Regions from separate parts of the Mus musculus genome. Here region 1 is linked to region 2. Evidence: chromatin loops called from intact Hi-C (ENCODE). Cell type or tissue: gastrocnemius. All regions are shown on one strand. Links, peaks and the distances in the headings refer to the core of each region. The heading gives the core; the rest is flanking DNA.

Region 1 (9,337 bases), core at 3,636-7,635, 50 kb after region 2:
CAGAGCAACTCAAGCATGTTACTGAGCAGCAGAGCATGGTTCAGAAACAGCTTGAGCAGGTAATAGACAGGTTTGTAAAGTGGAAGCCATCTGCAGCCGAAGAGCTGTATTAGTGGGCCTCAGGGTTTGGGTTTCTGCTATTAAATAGCATGCAAATTACACTCCTCTAGGAAGACCTCTTAATAACTGAGGGAGTGGCTGCCTATTCCTGACTGAGTGATGCTTGCTGCCACTGAAGAGACTGACTCTCACAACTCCGGGTCAGAACTGTTTTATATACTCTCTGTGACCCTGGAATGATTGGATTGTCTCCTTACTACTAGTAAAACACTGCACCACCTTAGCACTTAGGAGGCAGAGACCTCTATGAGTTTCAGGCAATCCATGTCTAAACAGTGAGTTCTAGGATAGCTAGAGATACACAGTTAGACCCTGTCTTTTTTTATTTTGGGTTTTTTGTTTTGTTTGTTAATTTGCTTGTTAAGAACAAAAGAAAAAATTAAATCATTGCAGTACACATGCTCTCACATCATTTGCTAAACTAAGGCTTTCTTGAAGATAAGACTCACAGAGATAGTGTTGAAACAAGAATCAGATCTGGCAAGTATTTGGTTACCTCCATGTTTTATCTTTCCTTCATCCTTTGGTCTCTAATTTTTAATGAAAGTTCAGTTATAGCATTTGAATCACTCTGTCAGTCTTTGTTATAGCATATTTCTATGTTTATTTCTTACTTTGCTCTTAAGAATCACCACTGAAATGAAGGTAAGATCTGTAGTTCAGTGGCACAGTGCTTGCCTAGCATGGCTGAGAGACCAAGTTCCCTCTGAGTGCCTTCAGAATAGTTTCACAAAAGAAAAGAGGGAGGAAAGAAACTTGGAATACCTTGAAAGGGGGCTTATTTCCAAAATATGAATCCACGAAGGCCAAAAAGTTATAAAGCTTTAAAGTCACTGTAAAAAAAGAGTTTAAAATGAACTGTGCAAGATGAGTTCAGAACTCAATTATAGTTATTTCCCTAAATGAATTATTGCCTTAGAGCTCTTATAAATGCTTATTCATGAATGTTTATAGTAGCTTTATCCAGTGTCATCCAAAACTAAGATAGGCTGGGAACAGGGGCACCTCATTGTTATCCTAGCTATGAGAAAAGGCTGAGGTTCACGAGTATAATTACCAGCATATGTATCACAGTGAATTCCATCTCAAGGAGGGACAAGGAAAAAAGGTACCACGTCCCACCAAAGACAATTAAATAAAGTTTGATGCACCTGTTTTTGATCAGAAAAAATACATAGCAATAATAAAACTGCTGGTACATGAATACAGCTTGTATTTTGAGAGTATTACATTGAGCAAAGAGGGGTCATTTCCAATAACTTAATTAACATTGAAATGACAGTTACAGAGATTAGCAGTAACTATGAGGAAGACAGGAAGAGGGTTTTTGATTCTAAAGAGTAGACATGGGGAACTTTTTTATACTGGAACATTTTCTTGATTATATGACTAATTTATCTGTGTGCTAATAATTCATAGAATTGTACACCAGAACTTAAACTTTCCCTTTGTTTTAAGTTGTAAGTTATAAAGAACTCCGAATAGTAATGCTACAAGTAGACAAGAGGTTCAGAGCTTAGGCATTTTCAGAAATTATAATTTGAATGTGTCCCCAATCAAATTTAGGGTTTTGTAAGTTTTGTCAATCTTTTTAGTCTAAGAGAGGGAATGTCATGTGTGCTAAAAATTCTTTTAAAATGTGTCATTTTGTGTATATAAGAAATGGCATCTTACTAAATGGTTATAGTCTTAGTTACAGATATCAGTTATTCCAACTTTGTGAATTCGTGTCACTTCCTTGGCATCACACATAACTGTCTTTTTTTTTTTATTTTACTGCTAGATGTGTTATAGTTTAAATAGCATGTGACTTTCATGCTTGAACTTTTGTGGATATTTAATATGCAAAGAACTTTTACAAGAAAAAAATTAACATTTTTGTTTGTGTGCACATGCTCAGATGTTCCACAGTACACATGTGGTCGCAAGTTTTAGGAGTTAGCTGTCTGCCTCTGCTATGTGGGCCCCAGGGATCCAATTCAGCTCATAGGCCAAAAATTACCTGCCAGTGTTTTGGTGTGGTGCCTACCTTGTATATGTGTGAGTAATTATTACTTCATTGTTTCAGATTCGGAAACAACAGAAAGAGCATGCTGAGCTGATTGAAGATTATCGGATCAAACAGCAGCAGCAGCAGCAACAGTGTGCCCTAGCCCCTCCCATCCTCATGCCAGGGGTTCAGCCCCAGCCACCTCTAGTTCCAGGTGCCACTTCACTTACCATGAGCCAACCCAACTTTCCCATGGTGCCACAGCAGCTTCAGCACCAGCAGCACACAGCAGTCATCTCAGGGCATACCAGCCCTGCGAGAATGCCCAGTTTACCTGGATGGCAATCTAACAGTGCTTCTGCTCACCTCCCCCTTAATCCTCCTAGAATTCAGCCCCCAATTGCCCAACTATCTTTAAAAACTTGTACACCAGCCCCAGGGACAGTGTCAAGTGCAAATCCACAGAATGGACCACCACCTCGAGTGGAATTTGATGACAACAATCCTTTCAGTGAAAGTTTTCAAGAGCGAGAGAGGAAGGAACGCTTACGAGAACAGCAGGAAAGACAGCGAGTTCAACTGATGCAAGAAGTAGACAGACAGAGAGCTCTGCAGCAGCGGATGGAGATGGAGCAGCATTGTCTGATGGGTGCTGAGCTAGCCAACAGGACACCTGTTTCCCAGATGCCATTCTATGGTTCTGACAGACCTTGTGACTTTTTGCAACCTCCACGACCCCTTCAGCAGTCTCCACAACACCAGCAACAAATAGGGCCAGTTTTACAGCAGCAGAATGTCCAACAAGGGTCTGTTAACTCACCCCCAAACCAAACTTTCATGCAAACCAATGAGCAAAGGCAGGTAGGGCCTCCCTCCTTTGTTCCAGATTCACCATCTGCTTCTGGTGGGAGCCCAAACTTTCATTCTGTTAAGCCGGGACATGGAAATCTTCCTGGGTCCAGCTTTCAGCAGTCTCCACTGAGGCCTCCATTCACACCAATTTTACCAGGAACGTCTCCAGTAGCTAATAGCAATGTCCCTTGTGGCCAAGACCCTGCTGTAACACAGGGACAGAATTATTCAGGATCCAGCCAGTCTCTCATTCAGTTATATTCTGACATAATTCCAGAAGAAAAGGGGAAAAAGAAAAGAACAAGAAAAAAGAAAAAAGATGATGATGCAGAATCCGGCAAAGCACCGTCAACTCCCCACTCTGACTGCGCTGCTCCACTAACCCCAGGCCTCTCAGAAACTACCTCCACTCCTGCGGTGAGCTCACCCAGTGAGCTCCCTCAGCAAAGACAACAGGAGCCGGTGGAGCCAGTGCCTGTACCCACTCCAAATGTGTCAGCAGGCCAGCCTTGCATAGAGTCAGAAAACAAACTTCCCAACAGTGAATTCATAAAAGAAACTTCAAATCAACAAACACATGTGAATGCAGAGGCAGACAAGCCTTCCGTGGAAACCCCTAACAAAACTGAAGAAATAAAGTTGGAAAAGGCTGAGACACAGCCAAGTCAGGAGGATACCAAAGTGGAAGAGAAAACTGGTAATAAGATCAAAGACATTGTAGCTGGTCCTGTCTCCTCAATACAGTGTCCTTCCCATCCTGTCGGAACCCCTACTACCAAAGGAGATACAGGAAATGAGCTATTGAAGCACTTGTTAAAAAATAAGAAGGCCTCTTCCCTTCTAACTCAGAAACCTGAGGGCACTTTATCTTCAGATGAAAGTTCTACAAAGGATGGTAAACTGATTGAGAAGCAGAGTCCAGCAGAAGGATTGGTAAGTGTCAGTTGTGAAAACAGCTGTATCTGTTTTTAAGCTATCGCAGTAGATTAGTATCAACAAATTTCTAATTTTAAACTTTCTTGTGCAAAGAATCATGGTTTTTTGTTTTGTTTTGTTTTTATTTCTGTAGAACCCTGTTTTTACTTATATTTACAAAATATATGAGTGACTCATTTGCTTGTTATATAAAGTAAACATGAATCATTATGTGTGCCTTTCAGCTGGTTATCATAACCAAGTTGGACTAACTATAGCAAAGGAAGTATGTGTGAATCTTTATTATAAATAAGTGCATAATTTCTATTAGCCTCTCTAAAATTTAGAAGACAGCTCCTGTACTTGTCTTACTTTCCTTGAGTACTCTCAGGGATGTCTCTTATTGGGAACTTACTGTGTCAGAAAAATAACATGATTTTAGATGTGGATACTATTTCCATCTTTGTAGTTTTCTATGTATCGATATTCTACCCATTTTAAGTGTTAACATTGGATTTTCTTTCCATTTGTATTTATAGACAGTTTTAAATACACACTTTGAATACAGAGTGACCCCCATTTCAGTGAACCTAATTAAGATGTTTCACAACCAGGAGTTTCTCTGCCTTTTGAATAGGTCTGCTTGTTGCTTTGCTCCTTGTCTTTCATAAGTATCAGTGGTTATTAGTGCATTCACACAGCTTCCCTGGGGTGCTGCTCAGTTTGGTTTTATAATTTTTACATTGTAATTGAAGTACAGTAGAGTTTTACTTGTCTAAGTTTGCAATTTTAAGAATAATGAGACTTGTTGTTTTGCAAGTGTTGGCTCTCCTCTCTTCTGTTGTCTCCTGTCGTTCAGTAGAGATTGAGCATTCTCGCAGTTGTTACTTTTGTCTAATTGGCAGTTATGGTCTCTTCTTCCTCTTTAATCTTTGAGAGTCTCGTGCATGCAAACAGTGCATCTTGTGGTTGTGTTTTTCTAGTTGTTACAATATGCTCTCCAGGTCCAGTCCTTGGCTGATGACTCCAGGGTGTTTTGTGTCTGGGAATACTGAATGCCCTCAGCCCTGTGCCCACAGTGCCCTCTGTGCCCCATGTGCTGCAACTCTTTCTTTTCTCCTATCCTTTTCTAATGTCTTTTTCTTTGTGAAACTTAGTTCTGAAATCTTGTAATGAGCTTCCTGAACTTGACCAACCACAGATGTGTGGATGCCCATGCGTTCACCTCTTAGTTGCGGGGGCTTGACTCACATAAGAACTACCATCAGCATGTCCATACTACAATTTGTGTTATTCAAGACTATTTAATGGCACAGGGAAGCAGGCACGTGTCAAGTATAGAAAGCAGAAGCTAAGAGATTAGAATGAGCATGAGGTGTATGCTCTTGATCCTTGTGATTAAAACAACAAACCATTTGAAGCTGTGCATGGTGGTACCTGCCTGTAATCTCAGCACTCAGGAACTTGAGGCAGGAAGATTGCTGCAGGGTCAAGGGCAGTCTGAGCTACAAAGTGAAACTTTTACACAAACTAGTAAACAAAAAATTCAAAATCTTTTGTGATCTTTTATACTCGTCTTTTGAAACATAGCTGGATTTACTTTGTAGAATAATTATAAAAGTTAGAGATACTATCTGTAAAGCGTCTAAAGTGGCTGAGTTATGCAAACTTAACATGCTTGCCTGCTCAGTCTTTCATAAGCCAATTACAAAAGTTGCATGTCTTTAAGGACATCAGCATCCATGGTCCCCGGGTGGTTTGAGAGCATACCAGATTTGTTTGTGCTGCTGTGTTCCTAAATCAGAACGCACTGTTCAGCGAGATTGCCCTGGTGACTCAGTGCTGTAGGCCTGCTGATAGTCATCTGGTGAGCCTGTTAAGACAGACATTGCTGGTTCATTGTGTAGGCTGGACCAGGGAATCTGCATTTCTAATCAGTCCCAGGAGCTGCTGTGTTGCTCTGATACTGCTCTTGGAGAATCAGGGTTCTACCCAGGCAGAGGCAATATAAGCCTACTTCAACTTCCTCCCTTTGTATGAGCTAAGAAGAAAAAGTAGTAGTAATTATTAATAAATGAAGTTATATGAAATTTAAATTTGTTCATGAATTTTAAAAGTTGTATTGGACCATGGCCAACTCATTTATAAAAATTATACAGCTGTTTTTGCAGTACTGTATCAGAACCCATAGTTCACACAGACCACATGGTTCATAGGCTAAAATTATTACCCTGTTTTCCTTTATAATTTGCCACCCATGTGATGTTTTTATAACAATCAGAAAATCTAATTTTCAAAACACTTAAAAGTTAAATGGTTTCACTAAGTTTTTCAATTATACTTGTTCTTAGCAAACCATTAATAATAGTTTTAGAAATAAGAAAGCGTGAAAAATATTCCTGTGTTTTGATATTGGTACTTCTGGACTTAGATAAAACCTTTTTCAAGGCCTGTATTACTCTTACATCTTTGTGACCATGAAAGCAAAAGGAAAGGAAGGGACCTAGAGCAGAGATGGCTTAATGGTTAAGAGAATTAATGATTCTTGCAGAGGGCCTCTCATAGTGGCTTATAACCATTTGTAGCTCCAGTTTGAGAGGATTCAGTGCTCTTTTCTGATTTTCACAGGCACCAGGCATGCATATGGTGTCTATACATTGTATTCACATAGACAAGATATTCAAACACATTAAATAAATAAATCATTTTTAAAAGCAAAGGAAAAATTAATTTGCTATTATCTGTGTACGTAGCCATTACGTTTTTCATTCAAGCATAGATTTTGACACTAGTTTGAGGGGCCAGTATGACGTCTTCGAGCTTTCTAGCTGCTCTTTTCTTACCTCTGGTGCATGAGCTTAAGATGTTCCTGGAACCTGTGAATTAGCTTCACATCTCAGATTGCAACAGGTCTTAGTTCCTATGGGGGGAGGGGAAATAAATTGCCAAAAACACAGCTCAGAAGCTGCTCGTTCATCTGGCATGGTGCTTCCCTGGTCTCAGCTTAGATAGTGAGGAGCTATACTTCATTCTTGTTTCTAGTTCTGCAATCTCCTGGTTGCTGAGACTGGCGCTATTTTTCATATTTTAATATACCTTAATGCAGAGGGAAGAGGGAACAGTTATTTTCAGAAAACAACTTCATTCTGTAACTTCCCCCCTTTAAATTGGGATGCCATGTTAGAAATATGAGTCACAAGTTGGAGCTGGTCTAGCATGAACTAAGAATCAAACATGTGGGAAGTTACTTACTTCTTAACCTTTCCAATTACATTAGCAAACTTTGGGGGCTCAAATGCAAGGTGGTTTTGGAGGTGGCAACAGCCAGTTGCCAAAAACAGATGGAGCAAGTGAAAACAAGAAACAGCGAAGCAAACGGACTCAAAGGACGGGGGAAAAAGCAGCACCTCGCTCAAAGAAAAGGAAGAAGGATGAAGAGGAAAAGCAGGCTATGTACTCCAGCTCTGACTCCTTCACCCACTTGAAACAGGTGAGCTGTCAGAACAGCCCTTGCCACTTCCAGGAGGGGAGAGAGCAAGTGTTGCCTTTTCAATCCTAGGAAATGGAGATTTTCACCTTATTACAATTAGTTTCTAATTAAAATAGGGAGAAAGGACAAGGAACCTAATAGACTCTGTTTGCTAGCAAACCCACACTTTATCCTATTGGCATTGGAGATTTACATTCTAGTAGGTGGATTGGTAGGTGATGGTCAGTCAAGATTTACATATGTTCAGATGGAGCAGCCTCAACACCAGGAACCTTTGTATCCCCCTTTTCTTGTGACTCTGAACCCAAAGAAATGCAGCCATGGACTCTCATTTTAAACTCTCATAGCTCATTGCAAGCAAAAATGGAGAGGGACACACCTCCCCATCTCTGTTCCCATTGGTGGTGCTTGGCCTCCATTCTTACCCTGGTTCTTACTGAGCAAAAATAAAGAGCATGTTTTTCTTATGAGGCACATGATGGCATCTCTTTAACAGAGGGAATAAAACTTATTTGATGTATATCCCAGAGATTTCTGTAGTTTCCAGCATTTTGAATCTTGAGATTTTTAAGTCTTATTTTTCACAATCCTTATTTGACTTCAGGTCTTAGAAAGCCCAGAAACACTTCCATGTTTGTTAATCATGTACATTACTTTTAAATGTGTTTTTTAATAGCAGCTCTCTCTGCTCCCTCTAATGGAACCGATCATTGGAGTGAACTTTGCGCACTTTCTTCCTTATGGCAGTGGCCAATTTAATAGTGGGACTCGACTTCTAGGAACTTTTGGCAGTGCCGCCCTTGAAGGGGTCTCAGACTACTATTCTCAGTTGATCTACAAGGTATGTCTCTTTGCCAGGGTGCTGCCTTGCCTCAGATTGGAGAGCATCCCACAACTGGGGAGTATGGCTTAGCTTTGCATCTAGTTTACATAAAGTCTCCAAGATACACTGAAACTTAGATTCAGCTAAAAGATTAAAAATATATCTGGTCAAGTATTTCTAACATGTATGCTTCAAATTTTCAAGAGATGAGAATGCAAATGGTAGAAAATATCCATTATATCCTTTCTATAGTAAAGGAAACACACTTTTCCTTGTAACCTTTGTTAACTCTTAAAATGAATTGAATTGACGGTACATAGTGGGACTAAAATGTATGGTTAGCTTTTACCTTGGAAAATGAATTTTAAAAACTTTAATATATTTCATTAAATAATTTAGGTGCTAATTGAAATTATGCACTAATTCTTAGGTTACCAAAATAGCATAAGTTAGTCAAGGTAATACTACGTTTTAAATATTTTTATGATAACATAAGATTACTTCACTTTGCATCTGTCCTATACAAAACAATTATTTTGAGAAATATGTGAGTGTCTGTTTTCCTGGTGGCTTTTGTTTTGTTCTTAAGATAATTGTCTCCAAGTTCCCTTTGCTGTACTTACGGCCCTGTTCTTCAGCTAGCCTTCCTCAGTTCAGGCTGCTTGTCAGTGTTACTCTTGTAACCTCCCCTTGCACTACAGTATTCTGTGTAGTTACTACAGGTGATTCCAGCAGTCCTTGGGGAGACCAAGCCATAAATGACAAACAGTGGCATATGTAAGGCTGAGAGAGAGAGAACTGAAAGTGAACTGTATTTGTTAGTATATTTGATAACTTTAGTCTTATTTTTTTTCTTTTTGCTTCTTTTAGAGATCTTGGACAGTCCAGGTTCTCATATCTGAGATGTAAATTAGGTTAAAGACAAATGCTGTATTTTCATATTTTAATAAAAATAGAAAAAAGGAACGTTTAACTACTTTTTGCAACTTAGTCAATTTTAAAACTGCTTTTTATTGGTTATTTTAATGATGAAACTTGAGAACAATTATACAAAATTAAGTATAACAAAAATTAGGTTCTTCATTTCAAAGCTGAATGCTCAAGCTGGGCCAAGTAGGCAAATGGGTAACAGCATTGTATTTGATAA
Region 2 (9,337 bases), core at 3,076-7,075:
AGGAAATAATGAAAATAATAGCTCTTTGGATTAACTGTTAGTATCTTGCTTGCCTTCACTTCAGCTGGGTATTGTGCTTGCTTAGTTGTCAGTAAGGAGAAAAAGAAAGCCTGTTTAACTAAGCACTCATTTAGTACTAATTAATATTTTACAATTTGTTCTCTGATAACTTAGAATGATGACATGACATTTTATGATAGATTTATCCTTTAACCAATATTTTTACAATATTTGGATATAAAAACATTTGGATTATATTGAAATTATTTTAATAAACAAGTTTTCACATTAAAAGTTATCTTCAGAATTTATGATCTTATTAGTATTTTAAGCTAGAACACAAAACAGTGTATTAATGGGTTTGAATACATGTATATCATTGTACTTAAGGATGCAGGTTTTTACAGTGTTTAACACTCTTTGTAGGTGGTCAAATTGATACTGGTTTTCCAAATGGGCTTCTGAAGTATATTCATTTCTCTTATTTACGTTTTGGACTTCACTGGGAGAAAGCTTATTATTTGAGTGGCTGCAGCAGCAGCTTTAGCTCCAGGATCTTCTTCCCATGTTCATGGAAGCCAAGATGCTTTCAGTAAACCCACCCCCTTTTTTGTTAACATACATTCCTGTAGTCCTAAAAAGTTATCAGTGTTTTCAGTGTCACTGAACATCTTCAGTTTGTGCATTTTGTAGATAATTGCTGAATAAGTATATAGTTGTATCTTTTTGCCGTGTAGATTTTGGAATATTAATCAACTTATCAGTCAGTTTAAAATGAAAGCTTCAATGTGTGTCCTTGGGTTTGTAATCTTAGACCCCCCTAAGACCTACACCCAGGATGGTGTGTGTCTGACCGAGTCAGGGATGAGTCAGCTACAGAGCCTCACAGTCACAGCTCCCAGGAGAAAACGCACAAAACCAAAACTGAAATTGAAGATTATAAATCAGAATAGTGTGGCTGTCCTTCAGACCCCTCCAGACATCCAGTCAGAACATTCAAGAGATGGTGAAATGGATGATAGTCGAGGTAATGCTCATTAATTTTCTTGGGACACTTCCTCTCTGAGTGTTCTTAGATTTGTGTATGCATATTTTCTCATATGGAATGACTTGTGATTGAAATCTCTAAGAGCAGTATGATTGTGTAGCTTATAAGGTAGGTCATTCAGAGCGATTCTTTTCAGTTTGCTGATTTGTCAGCATAAGCCATCCTCTAAACTTTGTAAACTGTTGATTTATAAACATTTTCTTTGATCGGAATAGAATAGGTTTTTCTATCTGAAATTGTGATGTAACAAAGAGTTTTAATAGCAACATTAAATATAACACAATTTATGTTTATTTCCAAGATGACTACATTTGGTGTGTTTATTTTGGAGTGATTATTTTCATTTTACTCAGAAATAAAGCCATAATCATTTTTAATCATGTTTTATCACTTGGGGGTATTTATTAAATGAATATTATATGACAAAATTTGAAGTCTTATCAGTAGACTAACTACATAAATCTTGAATCTTTTTGTTTGTTTGTTTGGTTTGGTTTTTCGAGACAGGTTTTCTCTGTGTAGCCCTGACTGTCCTGGAACTCACTTTTTAGACCAGGCTGGCCTCAAACTCAGAAATACACCTGTTTCTGTCTCCCAAGTGCTGGGATTAAAGGTGTGCTCCACCACTTCCTGGCTAAATCTTGAGTCTTAATTCTTGATGTTAAACACAAAGATTACTAAAAACAAAAACAAACTAAAATAAACAAGAAAGTGATCCTTTTGAGTTCTTTGTTTCCTCCCTCTTACTGGGCTTCTCTGTGTAGCCCTGGCAACCCAGGAACTAGTTGTGTAGACTGTGTTGGTTTTGAACTCAGAGATTTGGCTGCCTGAGCCTGGGTCATTATGCCACACACACTCCCTGGGAACACAACACAGGCAGGATGATTCCCACCCCATCCTTGGGCACCTACTGTCTTCTCTTTACTTCTCAGCCACTCTCAGTGCAGGTTATTAGAATGGCTTGGTGATGTTTTACTTTGCTTGGTTTTTTTTTTTTTTGTTGTTGTTGTTGTTTTGTTTTCTTTTGTAGTTTTTAAGTTTTCTGTATTTGATAGAATATGCAGTTTCTTTGTATATTTACATTTTCTAGAAGGAGAACTTATGGATTGTGATGGAAAATCTGAATCTAGTCCTGAGCGGGAAGCTGGAGATGATGAAACTAAGGGAATAGAAGGAACAGATGCCATAAAAAAGAGGAAAAGAAAACCATACAGACCAGGTAGAGTATACCAACTAGTCTCTCTCTCGGTCTGTCTGTCTCTGTTTCTCCCCCTACCCCTACTGAAATGTGTATTAGTGTTTTGTTTGTGTGTATGTAAATGCATCATGTGAATGCCTACTGTCCACAGAGGCCATAAGAGGGTGTCAGATACCCTGGAAGCCATGTGGGTGCTGCGAACTGTTAGGATCCTTCAGAAGAGCAGCCAGTGTTCTTAGTTGCTAAGCCATCTCTCTAGGCCCCGAGGTAGATAATTCAGTATAACAAAACTTTTGCTAATTTACCAATAATAACATTTGGAACAATAATAATGATGACTTATAATTGGGGCTATGTTTAGCATCTTACATGGGACTGATGGATCCTTTACATTGAAAGTGTAACTACTTGACAATAAATCATTATCCCAAATGTTAACCATTTATTAGTTGGTTTTTATTTATGTTCAGCTTTTAAAGCAATTCATGTATTTTCTTCATCAGTCGCTTTAAAGGTTGAACATAAATAATGTTCTTCATCAATCCTCTTTTAAGCGTTCATTTTGAATAGTTTTATGTTTTTATTTCAGTAATTATATAGGCTTAAATGTGAACAAAACAAGGTTCTTCTGTCTTATTGAATCTCTAGTGCAGTTGATACCATTCTCATTTTTTTAGTTCATTTTTTTATTTATGTGTATGTGTGAGCTTATGTGAGCGAGTGTACCCGAGATTGTAAAACTGGAGTTAGAACTATGAGATGCCATGTACGTGCTGGGAACCACACTCAAGTCCTCTGCAAGAATTATAAGATTTATAACCACTGACCCACCTCTCTGCCCGTAAATCTTTCTTCTCTGGTATATTTCATTGGTAGAAAAAAAAGCATTTTTCATTATTTTAAAAAAAGGTATTGAAGTCTCTCACCAAAAGTTGTAGGCCACATTTATTGATGTCTGTTTTTAGTCATAAAGCATTAGATTAATGCAATCTCTGTCAGAATTTTGCATTTGTGTTCTTCAGGACTCTTAGTGAATAGCTCTGATATTATGTCTTTTTAATTATTATGTTTCCAAGTATATTTGTGCTTTTAGGTGGAGCATATTTCTTTTAGAACATCATCTTTTAGAATGATGTTTTCTGTCTAAGCTGCTTTATCTATCACATGTGGGTGACATCCACATCCCTTTATTTGGGGGCATTATAAAGCAATTTACTGGACAAGAAGATCACAACAAAAGCTTATGAGATTTGGTGCTGTAAAATTTGCTAAGCATTTTACCAATTTCATTTTGCTTATATTTATGATATGGGAAGAGCTACTATGTATTATAGCTATTTGACAGTTAATGGATTACAGTACTGTAAAGTAAAATGACTTACCTGAGTTGAGTTAGTAGAATTCTGTGTTCCTAGCTTCGTGTATCATGTGACTTCTGGCCTTTCTCACATGGGAAGGCTAGGCAGCACCACTGAAATCATATTGATCAATGAGGGTTAGTGTATTTTAGTTCAGTTTTCATTCTCACCGTGCATGCTGGTCTGCTGTGCTGTTCTCAGGAAGTGTAACTTAACAATTATGGAAGGGAAAGAGACGTATCAGCTCCTTAATATTCAAGCTCTATTGTTTTATTTGGTTTTTAATTTGATCTTGTCTAGAACAGGAAATCTAAGTAGTTCTTTCCATATACTGGCAAGTTGTATTTCATGTTTGATATAATAACACTGGTTTTGACATTTATTTTTACTTCCAGCCTTCTCTACTTTGCACAAAAATGAGATGCAAGGATATAGGGATTGCTCAGCAGGTAAAGTGCTTGCTATGGAAGCATAAGACTGAGCAAAGTTTAAGTACTCGGCACCCATATAAAAACTAGTCGGGTCACCATGTACTATAATCCATTTATTAAGGAGTCAGAGACAAGGGTTACTAACATAACTCATATAAATTTACATAAGCACACAAATACACATACATAAAAATGATCTGGAAATTTTTAAAGGAACTTAATTATTCATGATATCATTTTGAATCCTGTGACATACTCTGCTGCAGTGTATAAGGTAGAGAGAGATCAAGGATAAGATCCAGGGCCAGTTTCTGGCCTCCACACACATACATGCACACCCATCCACACACACACACACACACACACACACCCATACACACCCATGCCTCTACACATAGACTCAGACCTGCATACATATACTCATACACATGAAAAGAGATTATTAATTTATATTAAACATACAATTGAATTTTGAAAAAACTTCACCATTAAAGACAAAGTCATTCTTTGTACTAGAGAATTCTAGAATTATTTATCACTTGTGCACTTTCTGTTTTATATAGGTATTGGTGGATTTATGGTACGACAAAGAAGTCGAACAGGACAAGGAAAAGCCAAAAGATCTGTGGTTAGAAAAGATTCTTCCGGCTCTATTTCTGAGCAGTTACCTAGCAGAGATGATGGTATGTGCCAATTTTCTTTGGTTTAACTCCTTGGGATTGATACTCCGTTGGAATGAGTGGTCGCTACCATAATAATGCTACATGCAGCATTATGGTTTCAATCTAATAAAATATAGTCTTTTGAGTTTTTTGTTTTTGTTTTGGGTTTGTTGGGAGGAGAGAGAGTGAAGGAGGGAGGGAGGGAGGAAAAGATAGAGTCTGGTCTTTTAGTTCAGCCTCGTGGCGATTTCCCTACATGGGCCACGGCTACCTCAAACTAATATACTGCCTCAGCCTTGCCAGTGCCACACTTAACACACACATGCCATTTCCCCACATTCCCTTTATTGCTTTGGTGCTAAGCTCACATTCTATGATGGTCTACGCTCCTCACCTTTGCTTTGACATTTTAAGGCCTTACCACTCACTCTGTTAGATGCTTCCTGTGCTATATTAGAAGAGTAGAAGAATTAACTCACTCAGTTGTATCAGATACTCTCTGCCTACTTTAGCAAAGGCCTCTCTTTACCTGCCTTATTGACCTAATATACGATCAAACTTACAGGCTATTTAATTGCCCAACAAATCTATTTTATTATATTTTATAAATACATTGGTACATTTTGTTAACCTTGCTTAAGAAAGCTAAGTCTTTGTTTAAGATAGCCCTTTGTATAAGTTTGAGTGCTCTGGCCAGGCAGCGGTGGTACATGCCTTTAATTCTGGCTCTCAGGAGGCAAAAGCAGGCAGATCTGAGTTCAAGGCCAGCCTGGTGTATGGAGGGAGTTTCATGTCAGTCACTGCTACGTAAATGTATTAGAAGCCTGTCTTGAAAAACCAAAACCAAAAAGTCCTCCAGCATGCATAACACAGCATGCCTTAAAACATCCTTCATATGCAAGTTAGTACTTTTTTGAAACCTTAATGACTTTTTTTTAATTTAGGAAGACTTATTTTTGATATAACCTAATATGGGTTTAAGAATACTTAAAGAATTTCTCTGTTTTCAAGTATTTAGAAAAAATTTTAGACTTGGTTTTTAGTTCAGTATTTTCATTTATGCCTAGTAAAACTAAAGCAAATTCATTCATTGAATTTTTAAATTTCAAATATTGTTTCTTACTCTTCTGTTAACTTTTTGATGTTTATTTTATATTCATATTAGACTATCTGCTTTCAGCTATTGTTTATTTCTTCATGTAATTGATTTGGAATATAAATTGTTTGAAGATTTTGCCAATCTCTGCGTCTGCTTTATTATTTAATCGTCTACTAGGTGGAGGGCATACATTATTTGCTTATTTAATTATTTCTCCTCTAGAAAGTCCTTTTGTGGGGAGGGGCTCATTTTCTGTTTAGATCTTTTTTCTCCCCCTTTAATGAAGTGAAGATTCATTTTGGTTCATGCTTTCACAGGGGTTAGTCAATGATGTTTGGTGTACATAGGGTAGTTTAGAAATTTTAAGAACTTAATTGAAGATGTTTTCTTTCAGAAATTTTCAGCTCTTACTTTCAAGCTGAGGTCCTACTTTCCTAGAGCTACTTTAGCTAAAATCCTAGATCTTCAAGCAGTTTCATCTTCCTGTGTTACACAGACTCAGGGGTGTTTTTTGTTTTGTTTTATTGCAACAAACTCTCAGCCATTGTTTCTTTTTCTTTTGAGTTCTCAGGAGAAGTGTTTGATGTTTGGTAGAAAAGCTAAAAAACAAATTCCATGATGTGATAACTACTTGCTGTTTATCCTGCGGGGTGATCTATTGAGTTGGTGTGGCTGTACTTCTTTAACAAACTGGCTTTAGCTGTTAAAAGAAAATGTGCTATCCATATCCACTGAATTTTCTTTAGGAGCTTGTGAGTAGCCATCTCCTCATAGTTCTGAATATCTGGTGTTTTCATCCTATGAAATTTGTAAATATACTGTTTATCAAGTCATGTTTTTACTTTGCATGCAAATGCTAGCTATTTTGAAACAATTGGAGCCAAGCCTCCAATTTTTAATCCCACCACTTGGAAGACAGAAGTAAGTAGATCTCTGAATTCAAGGCCAGCCAGGTCTATGAATGAGTTCCAGGTCAGCCTGGGCTACCTAATGAGACTTTTCACCACCCCAGACCCTAAGTCCCCCCAAAACAATTGTAGGAATTGTAGGAATTTTACTAATACTAGAGAGGTAAGAAATAGAATTTTAAAGATGTTCAAAACTTAGAAATGTGCTTTAAGATCTTTGTACAATGTAAGAGCTTATTTGTTTATACATAACTATGCATGCTGGTAAGCTATGAAATTACTGTATTTTTCTAGAAAGCAAGTACCACATATTTATAAACATGGCTCTTATTTCAGGCTGGAGGGAGCAGTTACCAGATACCCTAGTTGATGAGCCTGTTTCTGTTGCTGAGAACACTGACAAAATAAAGAAGAGATACCGAAAAAGGAAAAATAAGCTTGAAGAAACCTTTCCTGCTTATTTACAAGTAATATTTTGCTTTATATTTATTATGTGGTTTGCAAACTTAGGAAATGTATTGAGGTTTTTTTAACTGCTTGTTTTTGTTAACATCCTACTCATTCTGTATAATTGTTCACTGATTCCTATAAATGACATTTACCAGGCTCCATCTAAGAATGAATATCTGTTTTGTTCTTGGTGTGCTTTGATATTTCTTTCTCGTGAAGGCATGTGTATATATTCATATGTATATGTGTATATATGTATATGCATATGTGCAGTCCTAGGGATCAGTGCCAGAACCATGTAGCCACAGGCAGTTATAGTTCACTGAGCTATGTTCCAGCTTTAGAAAATATGTTATCTCTCTCTCTCTTTATAAATATTATGCTTTCTTACTTTTTTGAACATGGATTCTAAGGGATGAACTTAGATCTTCATGTTCATACTGCTAAGTGTGCTGTTGGCCATAACAATGATACTTTCAGGATGGGAAATACTACTTAAAATCATCCATATATGTGCACATGCGCAAGCCAGCTCCTATTGATATTTCCATTTATCAATAGAATTTATTGCATTTAATTTTATTGAAAAAGTTCTCAGTAGCCCAAAATCATCACTTCAATAATTGCTTACCACAATTAGTGAGAGAACTAAGTCAAATAAACCAAAGAATCTTCAGATCTTATATAAATCTTTTGCCTTATAAAATACTTTTTTTTTTTCCAAGACAGGGTTTCTCTGTAGCCCTGGCTGTCCTGGAACTCACTCTGTAGTCCAGGCTGGCCTCGAACTCAGAAATCCACCTGCCTCTGCCTCCCAAGCGCTGGGATTAAAGGTGTGGGCCACCATGACCGGCATAAAATACATTTTTAATTACCACATAACTTGCTTAGTTTTCTTCTTTAGTAATTAGGTTACTGACATTCATTTTTTGTATGTATGTAGAAGTGTAGATGTGAACACACATTTACTGTAAGTAGAGGTCAAAGATCAACCTCAAGGTTGGTCCAAACCTGTCCTCCTTTAATTTTTTTTTCATTGTGATTTGGGGTTCAGTGATTGTGCTGGGATAGTTGGCCAGTAGGGCCATGGCGTAATCTCAGCACTAGATTTACAAGCATTGGCCACCAGAATTGTTAACATGGATCCCAAGGGTTGAACTTAGATCTTCATGTTTGACAGCAAGCACTTTAGCTACTGAACTGTCTCCTCAGTCCCTAGACTACTAACTAGTATCTTACTGGCTGAATGCTAGTTAGAGAGCTTAGCCTTTAGGTCTGTGTTAGAGATAAGTAAGCAAGGAAGCTTGTGCATATGTGTTTAGAAATTAACATCTGATCTCTTCCTTTAATAAATACTTTCCGGTCTTTTATTTATTATTATTTCTGTGTATGTGGGTGTCTACTAAGGTATAAACATTGATGTCAGACAACAGCTTTTGGGAGTTAGTTCTCTTCTTCCACTGTGGAATCTGGTTTTCATGGTTATACAGCAAATGCTTTACCTGCTGTGCCATCTCACAACATACCATCTCTTTCTTTGCCATAGAGTCTCATCATTCACCATAGAGGTCACTCATTCTTTTGGCCTCTCTGGCTTGCCATGAGCCTCAGGAATCTACCTATCTCTGCTCACTCTCCTATATCCACTCAGCCCTGAGTTATATACCCTGTTGCTTTAACTTTGGTACCTAGAAAACCTAGATTCTCATGCAGTAACAAGCATTTTACTCAGAATCATCTCCTCAGGAAAGAAAAAATACTCCTCTTTGGGGGGATTGTCTTTATGCCCTTCTTTGCTCTTTGCCTGCCTTCTCCTCTCCTTTTCCTCTGATCTTTCTCTTTCTCCAGGGCCTCACTATGAATCCCTGGCTTACCCAGAGCTTTCTATTTAGGCTAGGCTGGCCATTGAGTTCACAGAGATCTGTCTGCCTCTGTCCTCTGAGTGATGAGAATAAAAGATATGCACCAGTATACCTGGCTCTGGACTTTTTTTTTTTTTTAAATCAGTTGGCCCTTTAAATAATATATATATTTCTCTAATCTGTTTTTCAAAATGGATGAAGTAATCCTCTATTACAAGAAAACCTCTCATTCATTCGTACAGGTAGAGTCTCTTGTTACCTTGCTAGTCTTCGAACCCTGGGTTTTATGCATCTTGGCATGCACTCTACTAACTGAAGTAC

What was found. Hi-C counts contacts between places; a loop is a spot of excess contacts. Peaks named below come from ENCODE experiments on the same cell type or tissue, not always from the same donor. Only the 100,000 strongest peaks of a DNase experiment are listed, where the experiment ranks them.
Region 1: it touches region 2 in a loop (2.4-fold over the local background); 3 of 42 quality-filtered maps call a loop at or near these places.

Annotation. Positions count from the first base shown.
Region 1 is chr5:25,293,428-25,302,764 of GRCm38, reverse strand. It overlaps Kmt2c (lysine (K)-specific methyltransferase 2C), which reads left to right. Exons shown (of 59, transcript NM_001081383.2): 42 at 1-59; 43 at 2,189-3,895; 44 at 7,155-7,367. Among named protein-coding and RNA genes, the nearest start is that of Galnt11, 75 kb to the right of the region's middle. In gastrocnemius, for the core only: no CTCF peak of the experiment used is centred there; no DNase peak of the experiment used is centred there; H3K27ac peaks cover 557 bases.
Region 2 is chr5:25,342,742-25,352,078 of GRCm38, reverse strand. Kmt2c (lysine (K)-specific methyltransferase 2C) reads left to right here. Exons shown (of 59, transcript NM_001081383.2): 23 at 815-1,027; 24 at 2,139-2,267; 25 at 4,599-4,718; 26 at 7,041-7,171. Among named protein-coding and RNA genes, the nearest start is that of Galnt11, 120 kb to the right of the region's middle. In gastrocnemius, for the core only: no CTCF peak of the experiment used is centred there; no DNase peak of the experiment used is centred there.